Regions from separate parts of the Homo sapiens genome. Here region 1 is linked to region 2. The links are chromatin loops, found by intact Hi-C in ENCODE. Cell type or tissue: dorsolateral prefrontal cortex. All regions are shown on one strand. Links, peaks and the distances in the headings refer to the core of each region. The heading gives the core; the rest is flanking DNA.

Evidence for each region. A loop is a pair of places that touch in the nucleus more often than their neighbours do. Peaks named below come from ENCODE experiments on the same cell type or tissue, not always from the same donor. Only the 100,000 strongest peaks of a DNase experiment are listed, where the experiment ranks them.
Region 1: it touches region 2 in a loop (2.2-fold over the local background); 2 of 110 quality-filtered maps call a loop at or near these places.

Annotation. Positions count from the first base shown.
Region 1 is chr11:40,129,134-40,132,058 of GRCh38, reverse strand. All of the region lies in intron 6 of LRRC4C (leucine rich repeat containing 4C), which reads left to right. Among named protein-coding and RNA genes, the nearest start is that of LRRC4C, 1.3 Mb to the left of the region's middle. In dorsolateral prefrontal cortex, for the core only: CTCF peaks have their summits at 1,235, 1,434 (motif pointing left), 2,374 and 2,582 (motif pointing right); a DNase peak (open chromatin) is centred at 1,438; H3K27ac peaks cover 906 bases.
Region 2 is chr11:40,234,324-40,237,248 of GRCh38, reverse strand. The region is part of intron 5 of LRRC4C (leucine rich repeat containing 4C); the gene reads left to right. Among named protein-coding and RNA genes, the nearest start is that of LRRC4C, 1.2 Mb to the left of the region's middle. In dorsolateral prefrontal cortex, for the core only: no CTCF peak of the experiment used is centred there; a DNase peak (open chromatin) is centred at 1,213; H3K27ac peaks cover 1,138 bases.

The sequences.
Region 1 (2,925 bases), core at 313-2,812, 110 kb after region 2:
TGAATAATCTTTCTATAAAAATATATAATCACATTTAAACAAAAATTGGCGTATACTTTCAGGAGGTTCATAAATGATTTGAAACCCATTAATAAACTTCTTAGGAACCCATGATGGTACTGTACAATTTCATGGAAAAGGAAATAATAATCAAATACGGATATTGATGAAAAATAAAACTAAGAGAACTTAATTGTATGATTCAAATTGTTTTAGTGTTATATTATTATAGTTGACGCATCAACCATTCTCCATATACGGACTTTAACTGTCATCAGTGCTAGACGAATAATGGAAACAATGAAGACAATAACAAATATTCCTACAGTATTGATTATGTACAAGACACTGTTCTAAAGCTTTCTATATTAACTCATTTATCCTCACAATAATAGAGTCCAAAATCACAACACTCAATCCCCAGGCAGTTTCACGGAAGGGTACTACAAAAATTTGTGTCTCTGATTTTTAAGTCTCTATGTACTATTAGTGTCTGCTTAGTTGTGTAAGCAGCTAGAAATCTGCAACAATCAACCTTTTCTTGAGGCCACATATTTATTCCTATATTGAGCATACATAATATACAAGATACTCTGGATGTAATATTTAGGATACAGGTTACTGCTGCTAAGGATAGATTTTTACCCTAAACCGTCATTTTCAATCCCCTATTTACATGCTGATTTTTGGTAATTTACTTCTTCACAATCTTAATATATAAATTTTCATTTGTTTATATGGAGGGTGACAAGGAGTAATTATTGAGCCCTCTCTTTGCCATTTAAACTAAGTTTTATACCTTTTCTATCTTTTTGGTTCACATATAAGTCTTAGCAATGGACTTCAATACATTATGTTTTTATAAAATTAGTTTATCAATTTGGCTGCTGACTATGAATTAAAATATGTGACACATTTCCGTAATTCAATTCAGCTAATATTTATTGAATGCCTAAATATCAACCAGTTTCTGTCTTTGAGAAAACTTATGAAGAAATAGGTTGAACACATTCCCAAACATTTACATGCAAACGTGGATTTGGTAAGTGTTATAGTCTTGGCTTTACGGACAATTTAGGGAAAGGATGGATTTATACTGATCAATAAGGCTGATGACAGCCTAGTAGAAAGAGCCATTGTAAAATTGGCTCTGACTGGGTACAATTTTGATTTAAAAAAAAATCAGAGTAGGTAATTTCAATCTAAAGTAAGAAGGAGCAAGTCCCCAAAGAGGAAAAGTAGAGGGAGTATTTTTAGAGTCGGAACACACTGCAGCCTAGACTGTATTAAGAACAGTGGGAGATACAACTGGGAAAGCAGAATGGCACAGCACTATGGAGGGGCTTACATGTCACACAAAGGCAGTGGTTTTCAAAGAGGACAGTTTTGCCCCCCAGGGGACATTTGGCAGTGTCTGGAGACACTGTAGATTGTCACAACTGAGGTTGCTACTGGCATCTAGTGGGTAGAGGCAGTAAGGGATTTAGGCTTAATTCTGTAGGCACTGGGGAACTATTGATGGGCTATGCTTTCTTGCACTGTGATTGTCTAGGCTCCCATGTGTTGTTACACTAAGTCTGCAAAATGTTGCTTTGAAAATCTCCTATGGGAAAAATATGAAAAGAAAAGACCACTTGTGGAGATAAGGAATAACATGTATTAATCATTAAATGGCCCTTGAACTTGAAGAAAAAAGAAAAAAAACAGGAAGAAAAAAAGAAGCAACAGTTTCATGCATTGTGGGGCTCCAGACTTAAAATATTAGCACAAAGGAGAATGTAGGCATTGTTACAAACAGGCATATTTCTAATCATTGGAGCATTCTGATTTCATTACCTGGAGAGTGAAATATCTAGCAGTACATGGAGCTCGAGATTTTAAATATTTTTCTCTGGTTATACATTTCACTAAAGCAAATTGCTGTCAAAAACATAAACATACCCCCAAACACCTCAAATTCCACCCTATAATTTGAGAAACAAGTTGGTCATCTATATTTTACATTTTCTTAAATAATTAATATCAAAAAGTGAATAAGATCGAAAGGATTCATAAACAGCCAGAAACCTCATGCCAGGTACACTTATCTCTCCAGCATCATGAGAGTGTAAACAGGCAGGAAAAAAAACAAATTATTTTTATTTTTAGCCCTGCCAAGCTGTGACTCTATCCCTGGGTCGGATTTTTTAGCATGAAGTAGATTTGACTTTTTGTTGCTAAGACAAGGTTTGGAGCCGCCATAGCCTTCCCCAGTCCCTTGCCTATTCTATCTTGTTGCTTTAGATTGTGATAGTAGAATTAGAAGATCTTTTCCACCCATGGATTTTTAAATAAATGGTTCAAATGAGTCTCTGTAGCAGGCATGTGGTGGTCAAGAAGCCCCTCCATTTTAAAGTCATTTGCTGACTCTAGGAATTCTCTTCTCTGTTATAAAGTGTTCTGATCCAATGCAGTGACCTGAAAGCTAATCCAGTCCTCCCTAGTTCTGGAGTACATGTAGGTGGGAAGAAGCAAATCATGAAAACAACTAGGCATCCTCTTAGGCAGAAATTTTCAAGGCAATCATGTTATTTTAGGCACATACAGCAGAGGGCATTGTTTGGTCAAACATAAAACAGGGCTGCTACTGATAATAATAGACAGAGAAAAAGAAATAGGGAAATCTCCCCGACTTTATCACCTACCCCATCCCCCTCAAAAAAACATGCAAAGAGACAGTGAGATGATCTTTAAATCACTGTTCTTCTCAGCTCTTTGTAGGAGAAACTTCTATGAAAATAACTACAAACTGGAAAACATTATTCCAAAAATCAATGAAATTCCTGCTATGTGAATGGGGTTCTACTAGGTGTTAGGGATCAATAAGTGAGTATGACATCCTATGGGTCCTTAGTGCGTTTACAGCCTTGACTTAATGAGTTTTCA
Region 2 (2,925 bases), core at 182-2,681:
AAAGTTACAGATCCACTCCCTTCCAACTAGATTGCACTTTTCATTCACTTTGGACCTAACATATATGGGCTGCTTTATGGTGGCAATAATATTTTTATGTGACTATGACCTGTCTGTGCCTTAGTCAGCAATATGGACTTGTGATGAGTACACCCTGAGCTATTTAGTAGGTTGATATATAGTCTGCTCATGCTTAATATGCAGAAATTGCTTTTTAATATAAATCAAGATGACTGTGTTTTTTTCTTTGTAATCCATATCTCAACTTCTGTGTTACTAGTAAATGGTGTTCTCAGCTCTGCACATTTGTTTTTAAAGAGCTACATATTAAGCACTTACTTCATACTAGAATCTGTGTTAGGAGACACATTTGTCAGGACAGTCTGAACTCCGCTGTGATAATATATAAACCTTGAAGTCTTGGTGGATTAACACGACAAACATTTATTTTTCTGTGTATGCAGAGTCTACTGTGGGCCTTGCTGTTCTCCAGGGCAGCTCCCTCTCAAGTCCTGTGTCAAGGGGCTAATCTGCTTCTATGTTAATGGCTTTGCCATTCCAACATGTGGCTTCCATATTGCTATTACAGGGAAAAAGAGAGCTGGGGGAGGGGGGTGCCTCAGGGACCTTTTTTCTGCCTTTCCCTAGAAGCGACACACTATATTCTGTTCATAATCCTTTTGTCAAAACAAGTCATCTGGCCCCACCTAACTGTGAAGGTGGTGGTGAGGAGGGTGCTGGAATGTATAGGTTTCTCTATGCCCATGAAATAAAGAATTAACAGATACCAGTTAGTTCTACTGATATATCATAAGCTCTTGGAAGAACAAAGATTGAATCTTTAAAAGTTATTTGCTTCCATGGGAACTATGCAGTCATATGAGGAAAATAATAATTACAGAGGAGTAGTTAGGGCTATATTACAATTTGATAGGACCTATAGCTCCTTAAGCCAGCAGCTGCTGTTCTCTTTAGAGAGTTCCTTTTTCATCTGAAATAATTGACTTGAGACTTAAAAACGTCTGTCTTTTGTGTTCATGCTGTTTGCTTTGTTTTCTTAAATATTAGAGGTCAAAATATGTTTAGAAACCAAATCTGGGTCTTAGAGCTTTTTTCCTGGAGCAGTGGCCTTGTGGTAGCTGTTTTTTTTTTTCATAGGCTGAAGAGGATTTTCCATGCCCACTGTGAGCCGTGACTGGCAGAATGAAGCTGCGCACCCTGGTAGCTCTTTCTCTGTTGGGCACTTGTTCTTTATAATGTCTCAGCATTTATTACTGGCCTGGGCAAATATTGAGATAGAGTTCTGGCACTGGCCATATAAAGCAGCAAAGCATAGGCAATTGAGTAAAAATAAGAATACAAATAATAATAATAATAAGGCCATGCAAATATATTTAGGTTTGAGAGAATGAACAGATCCATGGAATTGGGTTGAAGATTGTATCACACTAGAGATTCTAGATATTTTCTTCTTGGGTTTGGTACATATGTTTCTGTTAATACTTTTGTATTAAAAGATAATTGGTAAAGAGCTACACAATTAATGAGTGTCATGTTGATATGTATGGAGGGAAGAATAAAACCTGAACCATTTTTTGAAAGTTTTTCTTATAGTGAAAACACTTTTCACGACTTGTATCTTATTTATAACTGGAATATGCCTTATCCATACACTTAGGTATTTGAGCTTTTACTGTCAAATATTTTCTTTCAACAATTTGTCACTGTGCCTTGATTCTCAACTCCCATCGACTTTAAGGTTATATCCATATAATAAGTTTGCTTTGACATTTAGACACATATTATGACCTCTAAGTAAATGTTTTCAGTAAATCTGGAGAGGAAGTATGATAGTTTCTGGAAATTTGAAGATAAACTAGAAAAGTAATCTGTGAAAATTACACAAATAATAGTTATGCTAATAATATAATCAAAAACATTAATTGGGCATTCATTATAATCCAGCTATTGGGCTAAATGTTTTACAAGCATATTTTTGTTTAATCTGCATAATTGTGTGAGACAAGGACTATTATATCTGTCTGATCTTTCAAAGTTAGCCAAGAATTGTCCTGCCACAAGATAGTTAAATGATTTCTAAATGTGTGGATAATCCACAAAACCAAATTATAACTAAGGAAATTGCTGCTTAAATTCTGTTTTTTAACTTGCATGAAGATAGTCTATTTTAACAAAAGTGCTGCAATCAGGGTAATTGGAAACAGAGATAAAGCAGTGGAAATGTGTTTAGTTTTCATCCAAAAGTATCCAAAGAAAAAATCTGCTACTTAGTACGGTGGTTCTCAATGGGGAGAAACCTTGTGTCTCTACCTATAGGGCATTGGGCAAAGTCTAAAAAAAGTTTTGATTTTAGGCTTTTGATTTTAGACTGGCACCTTATGGATAGAAACTAGGGATGTGCTAAACACCCTCTAATGCACAGTGTAGCCCCTACAAGTAAGGTTTTTTGTTTGTTTTAAGACAGGGTTTCTCTCTGTTGGCCAGGCTGGAGTGCAGTGGCACAGTCATGGCTCGCTGCAGCCTTGACCTCCTGGGCTCAAGTGATCCTCCCATCTCAGCCTCCTAACTAGCTGGGACCACATGCGTGTGCCAACATATCTGGCCAATTTTCAAAATTTTTTGGTAGAGATGGGGTCTCACTATGTCACCCAGGCTGCTCTAGAACTCCTAGGCTCCAGTGATCTTCTTACCTTTGCCTCCCAAAATGCTGGGATTGCAGACATGAGCCTGGTCTGAGTTTTATCCATTCCAAATAGTCAGTAGCACTGAGGTAGAGCTTGTGTAAAACATCCTTCTCTTACTAGATAGGTGAACTCTTGTAATTAAGAGCTCAGTCAGTGGATCTGGGGCTCGGGGTTTTGACTCTGCTACTTGACTTTGGGAACTTAACCTCTTAAGTCTTAA